Linked DNA regions of Homo sapiens: region 1 is linked to region 2. A link is an interaction called in ENCODE POLR2A ChIA-PET data of the cell type or tissue named here. Cell type or tissue: K562. All regions are shown on one strand. Links, peaks and the distances in the headings refer to the core of each region. The heading gives the core; the rest is flanking DNA. Region 1 overlaps BRK1 (BRICK1 subunit of SCAR/WAVE actin nucleating complex). Region 2 overlaps SEC13 (SEC13 homolog, nuclear pore and COPII component).

Region 1 (2,912 bases), core at 93-2,592, 200 kb before region 2:
ACTGCAACCTCTTCCTCCTGGATTCAAATGATTCTCATGCCCCCGCCTCCTGAGTAGCTAGGATTACAGGTGTGCACCACCACACCTGGCTGATTTTTGTGCTTTTAAAAATAGAGGCAGGTTTTGGCCATCTTGCCCAGGCTGGTCTCAAACTCCTGAGCTCAAGTGATCCACCCGCTTCGGCCTCCCAAAGTGCTGGGATTACAGGCCTGAGCCACTGTGCCCTGCCCCCAAAAATTCTAAACTAAGGAATTAGACATACAGAAGTCCAGTCTTTTGGAGCCAAAAGAAATGACTTCCCTTAGCTTAGATCATTATCCTCCCTTAAAGTGATGATAATGGCCAAATGTTTGGAGTAATTACTAGGTGGTTTTTAAAGATTTTAGAAAGTGAATTTAGAGAAAATAACAATTAAATACAACTAAGTAAGAAGAGAATTATAATGCAGGATTAACAGTCAAAGGAATTTGACTTAGCAGTTAGGTGTACCTGAGGCAAGTTCTTAAAGATTGGCATGGTGGCTCATGCCTGTAATCCCAGCACTTGGGGAGGCTGAGGCGAGCAGATCACCTGAGGTCGAGTTTGAGATCAGCCTGGCTAACATGGTGAAACCCTGTCTCTACTAAAAATACAAAATTAGCTGGGCATGGTGTTGCACACCTGTAATCCCAGCTACTCAGGAGGCTGAGGCAGGAGAATTGCTTGAACCGGGGAGGCAGAGGTTGCAGTGAGCAGGGATCGTGCCACTGCACTGCAGCTTGGGCAAAAGACGAGACTCTGTCTCCAAAAAAAAAAAAAAAAAAGATTGACACTATCACAATGCAAGAGTTTAGAAAAAGACCCCACCGGCTGCGAAACTGGATAAATTAAATTATAAGGATAGACTTGAGTATGTTGTCTTGGTATTGAATGAGTCAGGATGACTATGTATGGGATGTTTTTTTCCCATCCTAAGCCATTAGTAGGCTTGTACAATTGTCCCTTGAACAATACATGTTTGAAGTGCATGGATCCATTTACAGGTAGATTTTTTTTTTTGAGACAGATTTTCATTCTGTCACCTAGGCTGAAGTGCAGTGGCATGATCTCGGCTCACTGCAACCTCCATCTCCCAGGTTCAAGTGATTTTCTTGGCTTAGCTTCCTGAGTAGCTGGGACTACAGGTGTGTGCCACCATGCCCGGCTAATATTTGTATTTTTAGTAGAGACAGGATTCGCCATGTTGGCCATGCTGCTCTTGAACTCCTGGCCTCAAGTGATCCACCTCTGTTCAACCTCCCAAAGTGCTGGGATTACAGGCATGAGCCACTGTGCCTGGCCATAAGTGGATTTATTGCGATAAAAGTTATACAGTATGCCTACCTCTCCTGCCTCCCCTTCCACCTCTGCCACCCATGAGGTAGCAAAACCAACCTCTCTTCTTCCCCTTCTTCCTCAGCCTACTCAGCAGGAAGACAATGAGGATGAAGACCTTTATGATGATCCACTGCCATTTAATGAATAGTAAATATATTTCCTTTTCCTAATGGTTTTTTTTGTTTGTTTGTTTTGTTTGTTTTTTTGAGACGGAGTCTTGTTCTGTTGCCTGGAGTGCAGTGGTGCGATCTCGGCTCACTGCAAGCTCTGCACTCGCGCCACTGCACTCCTGCCTGGGCGAAAGAGCAAGACTCCATCTCAAAAAAAAAAAAAAAAAAGAATTTACTTTGAGGCCAGGCACAGTGGCTCATGCCTATAATCCCAGCACTTTGGGAGGCCGAGGCAGGTGAATCACTTGAGCTCAGGAGTTTGAGACCAGCCTGGCCAATATGGCGAAACCCCATCTCTATAAAAAATACAAAAATTAGCCAGGCATGGTGTCTCATGCCTGTAATTCCAAGCTACCTGGGAGGCTGAGGCATGAGAATCACTTGAACCCTGGAGGCAAAGGTTGCAGTGAGCCAAGATCGTGCCACTGTACTCCAGCCTGGGTGACAGAGTGAGACTCTCTCTCAAAGAAAAAGAATTTACTTTGAGGGAGCATCTGAAGTTCTTCAAATATGTTAGCAATTCTGTAGTCCTTACCCTGACCACAGAGAATCTGCATGGGCCATGTATTTTGGAGAGAGAACTGTTGTTCTAAGATAGTGAATGACTTTCTGAAAAGCATTTACCTTGTGATTCCTGCTGGTGAGAGTAGAGTCACAGTCTCCCACGTGAACTTGAGGACATACAAATCGTAATGTAGCAAAAATATCATAACACTAGGCCTATTTTGCACTTTGGAATTGGTGAAGTTTCTAAAAATAGATGGTTAGAGATTATCGCTTTTTATTCTTATGCTATTTTTTTCTGGTTCTAAAGGTAATATATGCAGAGAAGTATAAAGACAAAATAGAGAATGTGGCTGTTTTTTTAAAATCTTGGTTTTTGTACTGAGCCAACAAATGTAGCATGCCTGGTGTGTGTCAGATGCTGTGAGAAAGGAATAAATATGAATAAATGGGTATGATACCCACTCCTAAGACATTCAGAATTTTGCTGGAAAAGTAAGACTTAACTACAAAAACATTCCAAAAGAAAGACAGTTTTTGTTTTTTTTTTGAGACAGAGTCTCATTCTGTCGCCCAGGCTGGAGTGCAGTGGTGCAATCTCGGCTCACTGCAACCTCCGCCTCCCGGGTTCAAGCGATTCTTCTGCCTCAGCCTCCTGAGTAGCTGGGACTACAGGCATGCGCCACCACGCCTGGCTAATTCTTTTTTTTTTTTTAAGATGGAGTCTTGCTGTGTTGCCCAGGCTTGAGTACAGTGGTGCAATCTTGACTCACTGCAACCTCTGCCTCTTGGGTTCAACTGATTCTCCTGCCTCAGCCTCCCAAATAGCTGGGATTACAGGCACACACAACCATGCCCAGCTACTTTTTGTATTAGTAGTAG
Region 2 (2,912 bases), core at 137-2,636:
GCCCTGTCCTCTTATACTGAGCCTTGTGTTTACCTCTCAGGAAATGCCCTGAGTGTGGACTTCTGGTTCAAAGGGCCTTGTCTGGCCTATTGTCTTGGTGGTTTGACTGGGCTCTGCCTGGGGCTTTCACTGTGGCTGCCCTCTGCCTTTGTATTGAGTCATCTTTCTACACTCTCTTCTTTTCACCCCCCTTTCCAGTGGGGCTAAGAAGTGACAGCAGGAGGAAGACAGGTGGGAAGACTATTGTCAAGCCTCCGTACCCACTCAGCCTTCATCCGAGAGCAGGTTATTGTATTGGCTGGAAGACTGACAGCCTAGAACTACAAATTATTCCCAGGTTCCTCCCAGCAGAGAGTGATTAGACTGCCACAGTCCTGACAACTCAGAGGGCACTGCTAGGGAGCCTGCCATACCCCGAGATTACAGGCTGATAGGCAACCACTGCAAAGCCACCCTGGATCCATGAATGATCAACAGAAAGGGGTAATGAAAACCCCAAATTGCTTCCCTCCCACAAAAATGCCCATGTCCACACCCCTCCAGGGAGGGTGATATTAATACTTACAATCATGTCCTCATGGGAGGTATCCACAGTGTTAATTACTGACACCTAGAACCAAAGATATCACTGGTAAATTAACTCATGGCAGTTAGAATACAACCATCTCAAGTTCTTGACTGCATTTGTTTGTTCACTCACTCATTCATTCATTCATTCAGTAAGCATTCATTCTAAGTACCTTCTTTCTGCCAAGCACTGTGCTAGGAACTGGATATACAGACACAAATAAGAGGAACTTTTTGCCCTTGAGAAGCTCGCGAATAATGCTAGTGTCGCAAGATAAATTATTTAATGGTGGTTTGTGTGTCCTGTAGGAGCCTGAGGGGCTGGGGTGGTAGACACGAATTGAGCCCTAGATGATGGGTAGGAATTTGCAGGTGGCACAGGGGAAAATACCAGTCCAAGCAGCCAAGCAGAGGGAATACACGAGTAGAGACAAAGAGGTCTGAGAGAGCCTGATGTGTGTGGGGAAACGGCAAGCAGTCCTGGCTACCCTTAAGGTTGAGGAGAGACCCCAAGGGAGCTACAGCTGGTGTTCCTTTCCTGGATGACAGAGCCTCTGATGTTCCAGGCAGTTTATGCATAACGGGGTTATTACTTCAGACTGGGAGACTTGATTCGAGTGTTTCCTGAGGCTGCTCCCTGGTCCGTCACGTAGTGGGATCCAGAGTTGAACAGTTTGTAGGGCTGGAACATGGTGTCATGGTCATCTCCCTCCTATCTATTCTTTGAGGTCCAGCTCAAAAAGGGCCATCCATCACCTTTCTTGAAGATTCTCAGACCCTCAAATGGCTGGACTCTCTTGCATATCTTCAGCAAGGAACACATACAACACTTTATGCTGTTTCTTCTCCCCACTAGAAGGTGAGCTCCTTGGAGCCATGGTCTGAGCCATCTGCAGTTTCAAATCCCCTCAAATCATCCAGCACAGTGCTTTGCAAATAGAAGGAACTCAGCGACTATTTGCTGAATGAATAAGTAAATGAACAAAAGCTGTTATTTTTTTTCTTTGCTCAACCACTCTTCTCTTAAATTCTTGGGATAGAAAAGAGGACTTAAAAGAAGTTTCAGTGTGGAACAGACATTTCTTACCATTTTCCCCATTTCATCTTTTCCAGCACAAGCCCTGTAGGTATAAAGTTTGACTTGTGATTTCAGAAAGGCAGACAGTGGAAGAGGATGGCTGCAAAGCAGTTCAAGAGGTACACACCAAGTAAGCACAGGTTCTCTCATCAGATTCTAGACTCTCTAAAAACCAGGTCCCCGAAGTCTGCAAAGGCAAGTAAGGACAATAAGGAGTTTCCTCCATGTGCCGAGCTGTATAGGTTACAAAGTGCACAGGAAGGCGGGGAGGGCAGGGTACCAAGGGCACAGTCAATCAGAGACCTGCGACAGACTAAGGAAATGAAGAAGCCCAGAGAAGAGAAAGCACTTGCCAAAGTCACAGAGCTAGTTCAAGGCAGACCTGGGAAAAGAGCCCCATCCCCTAACCTTCTAATGCTGAGTCCACAAAACTTCACTCCACCAGGCTGCCTGTCTAGAATGTAAAGCAGTTGTTACACTGAGTTCTGTAAAGCTGCGGTTAAGTAGGTTCACGAAGAAAGTTTACTGAGAGGTAGTTTCAACCAGGTTACCAAAGGACCTTAGAAATAATCAGCATTTAATTCTAACCACTCTCACCCACCAGTCAGGGTTGATGAACCACACTTCTGAATGAGAGAGAGAGAGAGAGAGAGAGAGAGAGAGAGAAGGCGGGGGGGGGGGGGGGGGAGGAAAGAGGGAGGGGGAGAGAAAAGGACGGAAGGAAGGAGGAAGGGCGGGAGAGAAAGGGAGAGGGAGAGGAAGGGGGGAGGAAGAGGGAGCGGGGAGAGAGAGAGAGAAGAGAGGGAGGGGGAGAGAGAGAAAGGGAGAGGGAGAGGAAGGGGGGAGGGAGAGGGAGTGGGGAGAGAGGGAGGGTGGGGAGAGAGAGAGAGAGAGAGAGAACTTCTTAGAGTACTTCTTCCCAGGGACCTGGTATTATCTGGTCCCTGTTAACACCTGCACTCAAAATAATTCACCTCTTTGAGATCAGATAATGAGTTAAAAATTCATTTAGGATGAGCTGAATGTCAGAGCATAAAAGCCTCAACTCTAACCTGCAGTGGAAGAGCCAGAGGTGAGTGATTTACACCTAACCCTCTGCAGAACAAGAACACAGTGTTCTGATTTCTAGGTTCCTGCAGGTTCCCTCAAACCTGCTGCTGAGACACACCCATGTTTCTAAAAGAATGCATGTACTAGATATTCCAGGCTCAGCCCAGATACTTCCATTCTTTAGTTCTCCTTCAGTCATTCATTCACTCAAGGAGTA

What was found. Peaks named below come from ENCODE experiments on the same cell type or tissue, not always from the same donor. Only the 100,000 strongest peaks of a DNase experiment are listed, where the experiment ranks them.
Region 1: POLR2A ChIA-PET joins it to region 2 with 5 read pairs; 5 of 35 experiments call an interaction of 5 or more read pairs at or near these places.

The regions. Positions count from the first base shown.
Region 1 is chr3:10,117,468-10,120,379 of GRCh38, forward strand. The region is part of intron 1 of BRK1 (BRICK1 subunit of SCAR/WAVE actin nucleating complex); the gene reads left to right. Among named protein-coding and RNA genes, the nearest start is that of BRK1, 3.2 kb to the left of the region's middle. In K562, for the core only: no CTCF peak of the experiment used is centred there; no DNase peak of the experiment used is centred there.
Region 2 is chr3:10,317,485-10,320,396 of GRCh38, forward strand. SEC13 (SEC13 homolog, nuclear pore and COPII component) reads right to left here. Exons shown (of 9, transcript NM_183352.3): 2 at 566-610. Among named protein-coding and RNA genes, the nearest start is that of SEC13, 2.2 kb to the right of the region's middle. In K562, for the core only: no CTCF peak of the experiment used is centred there; no DNase peak of the experiment used is centred there; H3K4me3 peaks cover 645 bases.